Regions from separate parts of the Homo sapiens genome. Here regions 1 and 2 are each linked to region 3. Evidence: chromatin contacts called from ENCODE Hi-C or POLR2A ChIA-PET data. All regions are on one chromosome and are shown on one strand. Each heading gives the region's core, a stretch centred on a gene start or an enhancer-like site at or near the end of the contact. The rest is flanking DNA. Distances are from core to core; before and after follow the strand shown. Region 1 holds the start of BPTF (bromodomain PHD finger transcription factor). Region 2 overlaps WIPI1 (WD repeat domain, phosphoinositide interacting 1). Region 3 holds the start of LINC00674 (long intergenic non-protein coding RNA 674).

Evidence for each region. A loop is a pair of places that touch in the nucleus more often than their neighbours do. ChIA-PET counts read pairs that join two places held with the same protein, here RNA polymerase II (POLR2A). Pooled maps may share reads with other maps.
Region 1: a loop to region 3 is called in a map of dorsolateral prefrontal cortex, with 3 times the contacts of the local background. The contact joins the promoter of BPTF here to the promoter of LINC00674 in region 3. A Hi-C loop is called at or near these places in 1 of 168 maps with a recorded cell type or tissue (dorsolateral prefrontal cortex), 1 of 37 single-sample maps with no recorded cell type and 9 of 50 pooled maps. POLR2A ChIA-PET finds 5 or more read pairs at or near these places in 1 of 52 experiments (activated T-cell).
Region 2: a loop to region 3 is called in a pooled map, with 4 times the contacts of the local background. The contact joins the enhancer-like site here to the promoter of LINC00674 in region 3. A Hi-C loop is called at or near these places in 1 of 168 maps with a recorded cell type or tissue (heart right ventricle), 1 of 37 single-sample maps with no recorded cell type and 5 of 50 pooled maps. POLR2A ChIA-PET finds 5 or more read pairs at or near these places in 4 of 52 experiments (GM10248, GM12878, OCI-LY7 and 1 more).

The regions. Positions count from the first base shown.
Region 1 is chr17:67,822,955-67,826,765 of GRCh38, forward strand. It overlaps BPTF (bromodomain PHD finger transcription factor), which reads left to right and starts at 2,549. Exons shown (of 28, transcript NM_182641.4): 1 at 2,549-3,383. The coding sequence starts at 2,771. RefSeq lists enhancers at 1,797-2,494, 2,495-3,190, 3,153-3,422 and silencers at 2,403-2,472, 2,673-2,722, 2,903-3,102.
Region 2 is chr17:68,434,229-68,437,767 of GRCh38, forward strand. WIPI1 (WD repeat domain, phosphoinositide interacting 1) reads right to left here. Exons shown (of 13, transcript NM_017983.7): 5 at 2,154-2,251; 6 at 1,392-1,484; 7 at 328-398. It also overlaps a transcript of ARSG not described here and a transcript of PRKAR1A not described here. Among named protein-coding and RNA genes, the nearest start is that of MIR635, 11 kb to the left of the region's middle. RefSeq lists an enhancer at 1,812-2,312. Within about 2 kb of position 2,288, at least 19 of the 41 ENCODE cell types and tissues checked have a DNase peak (open chromatin) inside an H3K27ac peak, as active enhancers do; they include OCI-LY7 and heart right ventricle, where a contact is called at or near this core.
Region 3 is chr17:68,099,893-68,103,606 of GRCh38, forward strand. LINC00674 (long intergenic non-protein coding RNA 674) reads left to right here and starts at 1,663. Exons shown (of 6, transcript NR_027418.1): 1 at 1,663-2,067; 2 at 3,051-3,166. LOC124904048 (a long non-coding RNA gene) reads right to left here and starts at 1,604. Exons shown (of 2, transcript XR_007065885.1): 1 at 660-1,604. RefSeq lists enhancers at 1,004-1,783, 1,784-2,562 and silencers at 1,528-1,667, 1,718-1,777, 1,938-2,097.

The DNA.
Region 1 (3,811 bases), core at 1,299-3,798, 280 kb before region 3:
TTTAGTAGAGACAGGGTTTCACCATGTTGACCAGGCTGGTCTCGAACTTCCGCCCTCAAGTGATCTGCCTGCCTTTGCCTCCCAAAGTGCTGGGATTACAGGCATGAGCCACCACGCCCGGCCCTGGCCCCGTATTTTGTTTAAAGAGGGTGGCTGGGCACAGTGGCTGTAGCTTGTAATCCCAGCACTTTGGGAGGGAGGCGGGTGGATTGCTTGAGCTTAGGAGTTTGCAGTGAACCAAGATCGCTGGGATATGCATATTTAAGGTTTCAATTTTTGTGTCTCCAAATAAAATTCTCAGTTCCTCACTACCTTTTTTTTTTTTTTGAGATAGAGTCTTGCTGTGTCACCCAGACTGGAGTCCAGTGGCACGATCTTGGCTCACTGCAGCCTCTGCCTCCTGGGTTTAAGCGATTCTCCTGTCCGCTTCCCAAGTAGTTGGGATTACACGCATGAGCCACCATGCCCAGCTAATTTTTGTATTTTTAGTAGACAGGATTTCACCATGTTGCCCAGGATAATCTCGAACTCCTGGGCTCAAGTGATCCGCCCACCTGGCCTCCTCAAGTGCTGGGATTACAGGCCTGAGCCACCGTGCCTGACCACCCTCTTCAAACAAAATATGGGCACCTCCATTGGCCTAGGTCTTCATCTTGCCTACTTTATTGACTTACATTACTTACCTGGTCCCTGGAGACATATACACATTTGTCACCCTTAGAGCTCGACCAAATTGTATTGAATGCATTTCTCTGGCAATTAGTGCTTGTATTTTAATTTTCATTTCACATATGTGTTCCATTTTCCTAACAAGACTGAAATAAGCCATTTGGTATGCAGAATTCTGTTAGATATTTTTATTTTTATTTTTTTGAGACGGAGTCTTGCTTTGTTGCCAGGCTGGAGTGCAGTGGTGCGATCTCGGCTCACTGCAACCTCCACCTCCCAGGCTCAAGCGATTCTTCTGCCTCAGCCTCTGGAGTAGCTGGGACTACAGGCACGCACCACCACGCCTGGCTAACTTTTGTATTTTTAGTACAGAACTTTTGCATTTTTAGTAGAGATGGGGTTTCACCATATTGGCCAGGCTGGTCTCAAACTCCTGCCCTGGTGATCCGCCCTCCTCAGCCTCCCAAAGTGCTGGGATTACAGGCGTGAGCCACCGCGCCCAGCATCTTTTTTAAAAAAAATTGAGACAGGGTCTTGCTCTGTCACCCAAGCTGGAGTGCAGTGGTGCAATCACGGCTCACTGCAACATCCACCTCCCAGGCTCAAGCAATCCTCCCACCTCAGCCTCTCGCTAGCTGGGACCACAGGTGCACACCACCATGCCCGGCTAATTTTTCAAATTTTTTCTAAAGACGAGGTCCTGCTATGTTGCCCAGGCTGGTCTTGAACTCTTGACCTCAAGCTATCATCCGGCCTTGGCCTCTCAAAGGACTGGGATTGCAGGTGTGAGCTACCACGCCCGGCCAACTATTTTTCTTTAAATTACTTTTCGGTTGTCACTTCTCTCAATAAATATTCATATGTTTATAACACCTTTCTCTTATCTAAAGAGCTGACCTCAACCACTCAGGGTTGAGTCGCTGTGATAAGGTTTGAGGGTGCCTGAAATGTCATCATGATTCGTCCTTTGGGCTAAGCTGAAACCTAGTGACTTGTCAGGTCAATAAATTAAGGTTATTTCCCGATAATACAAACATTTAACACCGTGAAGTAGGTTTTAGGCAGGATTCCCTCTTTTCCACTGCAAAGGAGAGGTAAGTTCTTGCTGAGGTGATCGAAGTCCTAGCTGGGGCACTGGGAAGGTGGCGGGACATTGGAACGTGCAGTAGTTGCGTTCTGGAGTTTACTGAGGCTTTCCCAGTGCGGATTCCACGCTACAGGTCTTAGGGCGCCCCTCCCTCCGGGCGTGGCAGCCCGGGGCGTGGCTCCTGGCACAGATCCGGAGCAGTTGTCATTGGAGTCATTTTCTGGACTCCAGCTCCATGCTTCAGAGTTTCCTAAGTTCAGGGGGCTTGTCTCTCTGTCCCCTCGACTAATTTCCCTCTGTCGCTGGCGCTGCCCGGTGCCCTCGGTCGCTTGGGCCGCCCCTCTCCGCGACTTTTTTTTTTCTTTCTCTCGCTGGCTCTTTCAGCATCAGTTTCCATAGGGGGAGGGAAGGGAATGATATTTGGGGGCTCCCTTGCCTTCCTCTCCGAGCCGCGAAAGGGGAGACGCGGGGAGGAGGTCCGGCCGGCTTTGGGCTCCAGCCAGCGGTCCGCGGAGACTTTGGTCTCCGAAGGCCTTTGACGCCGGGCATTTCGCGAGCTGCGCGCCCCTCTCAGCCGCGCCACCTGCGCCCGGAGTTTTGCCGCGCCACCCGCGCCCGGAGTCCAGCCGCACCGCGCTGTGCCGAGCCCAGGCGCCCAGGGCTCCCCGCCCCCGACTCGACGCTCCCGCGCTCCCCCTAGCGGCCGCCGCGCCGCTTCGCTCCGTCCCAGGCTCGTCGGCGGCGCAGCTCACGTGACCGCGCTCTGGGCCTGCGGCCGCTGTCGGTTCCCCCAGTCACCGAGCGAGAGGGAAGAAACAAGATGGCGGCTGAAGGCGATCCGGAGTGGGGCCCCAGCAATTCGGATTGAGCCTTCTCCCTCCACCCGCTTCCGTCGGCCGGGCCCCTCCCGCCCGGCCCCGCGGGCCTCCCCACCCGGCCCCGGCGCTCCCCACCGCCCCCCCTGCGCCCGCCCCTCCCCCTTCGCTTTCCTTCTCCCCCCGCCTCGGCTCCGACATGAGGGGCCGGCGGGGCAGGCCGCCCAAGCAGCCCGCGGCTCCCGCTGCGGAGCGCTGCGCCCCGGCCCCGCCGCCACCGCCGCCGCCGCCCACGTCCGGACCCATCGGGGGGCTCCGCTCGCGGCACCGCGGCAGCAGCCGGGGCAGGTGGGCCGCCGCCCAGGCTGAGGTGGCGCCCAAGACGCGGCTGAGCTCGCCCAGGGGGGGCAGCAGTAGCCGGAGGAAGCCGCCGCCGCCGCCGCCGGCCCCCCCCAGCACCAGCGCCCCGGGCCGGGGGGGGCGAGGAGGCGGGGGCGGCAGGACGGGGGGCGGGGGCGGCGGCGGCCACCTGGCCCGGACCACCGCGGCCCGGAGGGCCGTCAACAAAGTGGTGTACGATGACCACGAGAGCGAGGAGGAGGAGGAAGAGGAGGACATGGTCTCCGAGGAGGAGGAGGAGGAGGACGGCGACGCCGAGGAGACCCAGGATTCTGAGGACGACGAGGAGGATGAGATGGAAGAGGACGACGATGACTCCGATTATCCGGAGGAGATGGAAGACGACGACGACGACGCCAGTTACTGCACGGAAAGCAGCTTCAGGAGCCATAGTACCTACAGCAGCACTCCAGGTACCCACCCAGCCCAGTTGCTGCAGACTCCTTCCCCACCTCCTCTGCCCTCCCCCCTTGCTCACTCGTGTGCTGTGCATCCTGCTCCGATCTCCCCCCAACCCCGCCTCCCCCCCAAACAGAGGGGAAATGCGACGGCACATCAAGTGGCAAAAAACTAGATTTACAAGAGGAAAGAGGCGCATTGTTCAAAATGGAGATTGCATTGTTGCAGTTTGCAGGCCACACTCGCTCGCTCTCTCTCCCCCCCCCAACCCCCTTTTTTTCCTCTTCAAAATTTGTGCCAGTGCAGTGTCTCCACCGGGCAGGATTGAAACTTTGGCAAACACATATCCATTGCATTCATTTTTCTCCCCTTGTTTTGGTGTGGTTTTCTGGAATGAAAGAAGCCTCTTGTTTTGCAAACCTCTTTGCATTTCTAATGTGGT
Region 2 (3,539 bases), core at 1,038-3,537, 330 kb after region 3:
ACATCGTCCTTTATTTCCATGGAAGGAAATCAGAAATTATTTTTGGATTGTGACTCCCTGGCTCTCTCATTTCTCCTGTGCCGGCCGCCCACACACACATCAAAAAGGGACTCTCACGGCTGAACTGTGTTAAAACAGCATCTCGGCTTTCAGTTTTGCTGAGCCCTAAGTAAAGCCTGGGAGTCAATTACCTGGGAGAGTAGTTACACTTCCTCCAGGTGAGTGGAGGGCACAGAGCCACTCTCTGTCCTCTCCCTAGACAGCTGCCAGCGGTCCCTGCGGGACTTCTGCGGGGACTTTAAAATGGGTTTGACATTGAACACAGACCTTTTCATCCCTCTCCGGAACTCATAGAGCTTTTGCCCATCAGGGACAGAGAACACCCGGATGACTGTGCCCTGGAAAAGAAAGCAGGTGGACATTTCATAACCATTAGTGGCTTTACACAGAGATGTCCCTTTAGAGAGGAGTTTGTTTTATTGGTTTTGAACATCTGTCTCTGAGGAGGAAGAACACCACGTTGAGCATAGAGGCATGTTTATTTATGTGCCATATCAACAATTCTTGGAAAATGTTATAAACACCCTCTGTCTACCTTTTCCCTTCCACCTGTGCCCAAGGCTCTGCGTGTATGTGTGTGTGCATGTGTGTGTTCACCCAACTGCTCTGGTTTCTTAGAATTTCAATTTGAGGCCGGGTGTGGTGGCTCACGCCTGTAATCCTAGCACTTTGGGAGGCCAAGGCGGGTGGATTGCCTGAGCTCAGGAATTCAAGACCAGCCTGGGCAACACAGTGAAGTGAAACCCCGTCTCCACTAAAATACAAAAAATTAGCCAGGCGTGGCAGCATGTGCCTGTAATCTCAGCTACTCGGGAGGCTGAGGCAGGAGAATCACTTAAACCTGGGAGGCGGAGGTTGCAGTGAGCCGAGATTGCGCCATTGCACTCCAGCCTGGGCGACAGAGCTAGACTCCACCTCAAAAAAAAAAAAAAAATTCAATTGGATCACTTTCTCTGATTATTCCAGGCAGAAGACATCAATTTCTCTAAATAGCAAAGTAAAGCATTTGGTTTGCACTGTACTGTGTTTATAAGGTGTAGCATTTGTCCGTCTCTACGGCTGATGTACACGTACATTTCTTCATAAGACCACGAGTTTTCATGCAAAGTGTCTTGTATCTTGCATATTGCAGGCCCCTGGCCTATTGAATTAACAAATGCATGAATATACCACACATGCAGAGGCCAGAAATTCTCCCTCTGAAACAAATTCTGAGTGGGCCCAGAGACCAGTCAGTCTTCATGTCACCAGGTTTGTTCAATCCCATCCCTGCGCACGGCAGGAGCCATCCAGCGAAACCCAGACAGAGGTGTTGGTGGGAGTGGACTCACTTTTTCAGACGCACTTGCTAGTTTGGAGCCTGAGGCATTGAAGGTGATGGCAGCTAGTGTTCCCTCATGGGCAGCAATAGTGCAGACTGTTTTCTGTTGGTGAAAAGGAAAAATGGATACAGATGCTGCGGAGGAGGGAAGATGGATTTCACCTCCCTCCCCTTCCTCTTTTCTCCTTTCTCCCTCCTTTGTCCAGCTCCCTGTCTCTTCCTCTGTCCCCCAGGCCATCTGCATGTAAGCTGTGTGTCATTTTCTGGTGAATCAAGATTTGGCTTCAAGGGCCACTCCATTTCCATCCCTTTTCCTGCCCTTGGGAAGGTGGCCACGAACGGAGCACCTGATGCAGTGTGATGCCGTCGCAGGCGCGCCCTGCACGCATCTTTAGGCAACTTCCCACAGCAATCTTGTCCCGCTCAGGGATGCCTCAGAGACCAGAGGGCAGGGAATATGAAACACCTGCACACTGTCTCAGGCTGTGGCATGGGACAGGGTGACACATTCAGGGAGACAACTGGCCCCCTGCTGGCAAGTGGTTTTCATTATGCTGCAGATGTCTAACTTGGCCTGGCCAGCTGGCTTATGGTGAGGTTGACTCACAGCAAGCCCGAGGGGAAATAGTATCACCTTCTCTTGAACAACTCCCCAGTATTGCTTACTCCCACCGCCTCCAGCCCCCGACGGCAGGGCGTCCTTATCTATCTCCTTCCATGACCACACAGCCAAGGCAGGTGGGTTGGCTCAGCCAGGTCACCGTCAACTTACCAGGGAGTTTCCATCATAAAGCACAATCTCCCCTGAAGTCAGGCTTCCAGGATAGGCCAGGTAAGAATTGGAATGGTTGATAGAGAGAGCACATAGACCTGGCAAAGAAGAAACAGAACATGAGAAGCCTGGGGCCAAGGGAGAGATTGCACGGCTGGAGAGGGCATCTGAAAACAGTACAGCTACAGTGCCACCTACTGGCAAGGGGAGGAATGGCTTTGCAGACAACTGCTTTCCGCTGATGATTCTTCTGATTAAGGCTTCCAATAAAGCAACTTCACAGGGGAAGACCTCCTGATTTAACACTGGCTGCGTCCTTGCTACAGTGAAACAATGAGACTTGCCGGGCACAGTGGCTCATGCCTGTAATTCCAGCACTTTGAGGCGGGCGGATCACTTGAGGTCAGGAGTTCCAGACAAGCCTGGCCAACATGGTGAAACCCCATCTCTACTAAAAATACAAATAGCTGGGCATGGTGGTGCGTGCCTATAGTCCCAGCTACTTGGGAGGCTGAGGCAGGAGAATCGCTTGAACCCAGGAGGCAAAGGTTGCAGTGAGTGGAGATCGTGCCACTGCACTCCAGCCTGGGCTACAGAGTGAGACCCCGTCTCAAAAAAAAAAAAATATATATATATGTGTGTGTGTGTGTGTGTGTATATATTGCTCATTTTTACATTTTACCCCAGGACTCTGAAACAGCATCTACTTTTCTTCCAATTCCATTATCCTCTAGGGTTACAAGAGATTTCCTCAAAACTGAAATAAATCTTCCTATAGTGAAAAGTCAGTACATATTGGTCTTTCTGCAGATGATTATATACTGTTGGCCAGTAACTTCAAGTTGGAGAAGAGGAGCTGCCAAGAACCTATTTAGAAACTGAGAAATTTCAGGCCAGGCAAGGTGGCCCACACCTGTGATCCCAGCACTTTGGCAGGCCGAGGCAGGTGGGTCACCTGAGGTCAGGAGTTCGAGATCGGGCTGGCCAACATAGTGAAACCCTGTCTCTATTAAAAATACAAAAATTAGTCAGGTGTGGTTGCATGTGCCTGTAGTCCCAGCTACTCGGGAGGCTGAGGCAGGAGAATTGCTTAAACCTGGAGGTGGAGGCTGCAGTGAGTGAAGATAGTGCCACTGCACTCCAGCCTGGGTGAGAGTGAGGTTCTGTCTTAAGAAAAAAAAAAAAAGAAACCGAGCAATTTCTGAGCCAAATGCCCTGCCTTGATAAGGGAAATGGGTACCTCCCGAGGAGGAAGTTTATTTGAGGTCTGCGTCTGCAGTCAAGATGGTGTGCCTAGACATTGAGACAAACTAAATAAAGAGGACATTTTGGATTTAAGATGCTTCAATAATATTCCGGAAGAGTAAACAGCCCATCAAACCACTG
Region 3 (3,714 bases), core at 413-2,912:
TCTAGCTCAAGGTTTGTAAACACACCAATCAGCACCCTGTGTTTAGCTCAGGATTTGTGAATGCACCAATCAACACTCTGTATCTAGCTCAGGATTTGTGAATGCACCAATCGACACTCTGTATCTAGCTGCTCTGGTGGGGCCTTGGGGAACCTTTGTGTCCATACTCTGTATCTAACTAATCTGATGGTGACGTGGAGAACCTTTGTATCTAGCTCAGGGATTGTAAACACACCAATCAGCGCCCTGTCCAAACAGACCACTTGGCTCTACCAATCAGCAGGATGAGGGTGGGGCCAGATAAGAGAATAAAAGCAGGCTGCCAGAGCCTGCAGTGGTAACTCGTTCGCGTCTCTTTACACAGTGTGAAGTTTCAGTTTTTTGCTGTTTGGGTCCACACTGTTTTTATGAGCTGTAACACTCACCACGTAAGTCTCCAGTTTCTATCCTAAAGGCAGTAAGACAACAAGCTCACCGGGAAGGATGAACAGCGCCGGACACGTCGCCTTAAGAGCTATAACACTCACCACCAAGGCCTGCAGTTTCACTCCCGAGCTAGTGAGACCAAGAACCCACCTAAAGGAAAAAACTCCGAACACATCTTAAGGTCAAGAAGGAACGAACTCCTGACACGCCACCTTAAAAGCTGTAACACTCACCACCAGGGTCTGTGGCTTCATTCTTGAAGTCAGTGAGACCAAGAGCCCACCAATTCTGGACACAATAGGGCTGAGTGCGGTGGCTCAGGTCTGTAATCCCAGCACTTCGGGAGGCCAAGGCAGGCAGATCATTTGAGGTCAGGAGTTCGTGACCAACCTGGGCAACATAGAGAAACCTAAATGTCCCTCCTAAACGTGTCTTTACCAAAAATAAAAGAATTAGTGGGGTGTAGTGGTGCATACTGTGATCTCAGCTACTGCAGAGGCTCAGGTGGGAGGATCATCTGAGCCTGGGAAGTTGGGACTGCAGTGAGTCTGGGTGACAGGGAGACCCTGTCTTAAAAAAAAAAATTTTAGCAGTATAGTTACAAGGTCAAAGGATATGGTACATCTTTAGAAAGTTGTTATCTTTCTGCTCCTGAGATAAATACAGTAGTGTATGAACAACTCTTCATACGTTACTCCAAGGTTTATCTTGTTAATTCTTTAAGACGTATCATCTCCCTATCCTTGGCTGCACCTGAAAAGAGCGGGACTCTGCAGGTAACCCGATTTTCTCCACCAGGTGAGTCCCGGATGGAGGCGTCAACTACAAGACCAGGAACAGCACTCCTGGGGCTTTGCTGGAACCATCGGCGTGGGAATGCTGTCTCTTCCCTCGCCAGAAATACGACAAGTTCCCGGCGGGTAGCAGACTTGGTTCTAATTTTCCTCGCCCCAGCCTCTTGGAGCGCCCTGCATGCTGTGGGCGTCTAATAAATGCAGTCGGCCCTGCTTGGTCTAAAACTCTCCCTTGAGTGGACCGGACACTAAACCCCTCCAGGGGTCACAGCTGCCGCTCCCGCCGCCACTTTGCTCCTTGCCTGCTCCCTTCCCGCGTTCCGCCTGGGACCCTCGGCGGCAGCTCACACCTTCCCTCAGTGCCGGTGCCCGCTCCGGGCATCTGGCGCGCGCCCGCCGGCCCCGCCCCGCTGACCCCACCGGCCCCGCCTCCCATCTCCCCCTCGCCCCCCCGGAGCCGACAAATGGCCGCGGCGGCCTCAGGTCCGGCGTCACTCAGACAAGGGGGCGGGTGGAGGAGGAAGCGGCCAAGTCCACAGTCCTGCTCCCGTGCCGCCGAGCACCGCCCACCTCAGCTGACCAGCCCTGTCCGCTACTAGGCCTCGCCTAGAGGAGGGAAAGGCCGTGGCGTCCGCTCCCTCCGCGGCTCATGGCGACGACGCTTGGCACATCCGGGACCCTCAGGCCGCTGCAGTCGCGTCGCCGGCTGCTCGGGCCCCAGCCCCGGCCGCTGTGGTGACTCCGCCGCGCCTCGCCGTCGCCCCCGTCCCGCCCGCCGCCCCAGCCGCCAGGGACATGTCTAACCTCGGAGGCCGTAGGAACGGGCCTGTCGAAGTGCGCCTGACAGGTGAAGGGGGCGCGGCGGGCCGGGCTGGGCAGCCGCGAGGTGGGCGAGCTGGCAGGGGTGCTTGTGGCCTTGGGAAGGGCCAGGGTCGCGATCAGTGGTGAGTTGGGGGTCGGAGGTGTGGGAAGGCCTAGTTCAGAGAGAGCAATTGGAAAACCACTTGTTCCGGTTTGGACATTGTTTAAAAAGCCGAGGATGACTCGGGGCGGGGGGGTGGTGTTTTGTGGAGGGGAGGGTACACCAGTTCGCATCGCAGGCGGATTTCAGGTCGGAAAGTCTTGGTCAAGGAGCCCGACGCTGCCTCCCGGGGCTCGGGGAACAGCCCCTGGGCTACCGCCCAGGTGAGATCGTGAAGGGGATGAAGAGCTCCCGTGGCGAGGATTATTGAATTCGGTTGCTGACTGCGCGCAGTAAACACTCCTTAAAGATGGAGCGCTTAACGGGAGGGTGTGCGTCTGTGTTCCCGGGTTGTTACCTTGCACACACCCACTTATGCCCGCGTGAAAAACCTTTACTCCCCGCCGCCGGCCACCGCTGCCAGGGTCACACACCTTAAACTCACGTCTCTCTGAGGAGGGGAGACAGGTTGACTTCCGGTGTGCCTGTCTGATCCGACGGCTTGGGCTCATTGTACACTGTGTTTTGGAAGTGTCTGATTGTAGGGTGGCATGTTTGGGGGTTGTTCCTTATAGGCCGCAGAACTTGTGTCTCACTTCTAGCTCCAGACCTGCTTTAAAAACACACTTTTTTTTTTGGTGGGGGGGCGGAGAGGGTACAATTCTAAGTATGTCCTCATACAAATTTTCGAACAAACTTTCTGTTACTCTCCCCACCCTCCCCCTTCCTTTTTCGAAATGGAAAAGAGTGTCCAGAGGGGTTGCTAGATAGAAGACTACACTTACAAAGTGTTTATGATTCCAGGTGCATGAAATCTTTAACATTACAGGTACGTTTTGCTTACAGTGCCATTTTTGGTATTCTTACAGGGACATGCCACCCCCGTTTTAGGAGAACTTGTATTTGGTTTGAGAAGGAATTGGAATCACGGCGTTATCCTACCTTCACCATTTACCCCTGATAAATTGTCCACGTTTATATTTGGGTGAGTGGTGAGAAAGATAATTTTCCGTAGAGGATTTGTGTGTGCGTGCACATGTACTAATAAACTGTAATTATATTTGCCCACACTAGACTTTGAGATTTATTTGGACTAATTTTGCAGTTGAATGCTTGTGTGTCACATCCCAGTCCACTGGCTAAACTTGCTGGATGAAAACTTGCAGTGAATTTGGTATTTGAGAATTTAGCTTGAATGTGTATGTTGGCTGCAATTTAGATAATGTATTACCTTCATGACAGTTTTCCTTTCCCTAGGGAAAATTGCCAGGAATCATTAACTGAGTGGTTCTTAATGGAAAACCTGGATTGGAGGATACTTATATTCCCCCCCACCCCCCATTCAGTGTCCTTATATTGGGAGGAGTCAGTGGAAACCTTTGTAGGGGATCTTTGTTGCTTTGGAGTTTATCTGTTGCTGTTACTATCTGGAGTCAGTGATTGTGGAAAGAACATGTGATCCCAGGTGTGCAGAAAGCATCAGAAATAGGCTGTTTCCATTTACTTTCCTCTGGGCTATATAGAGAAAATGAG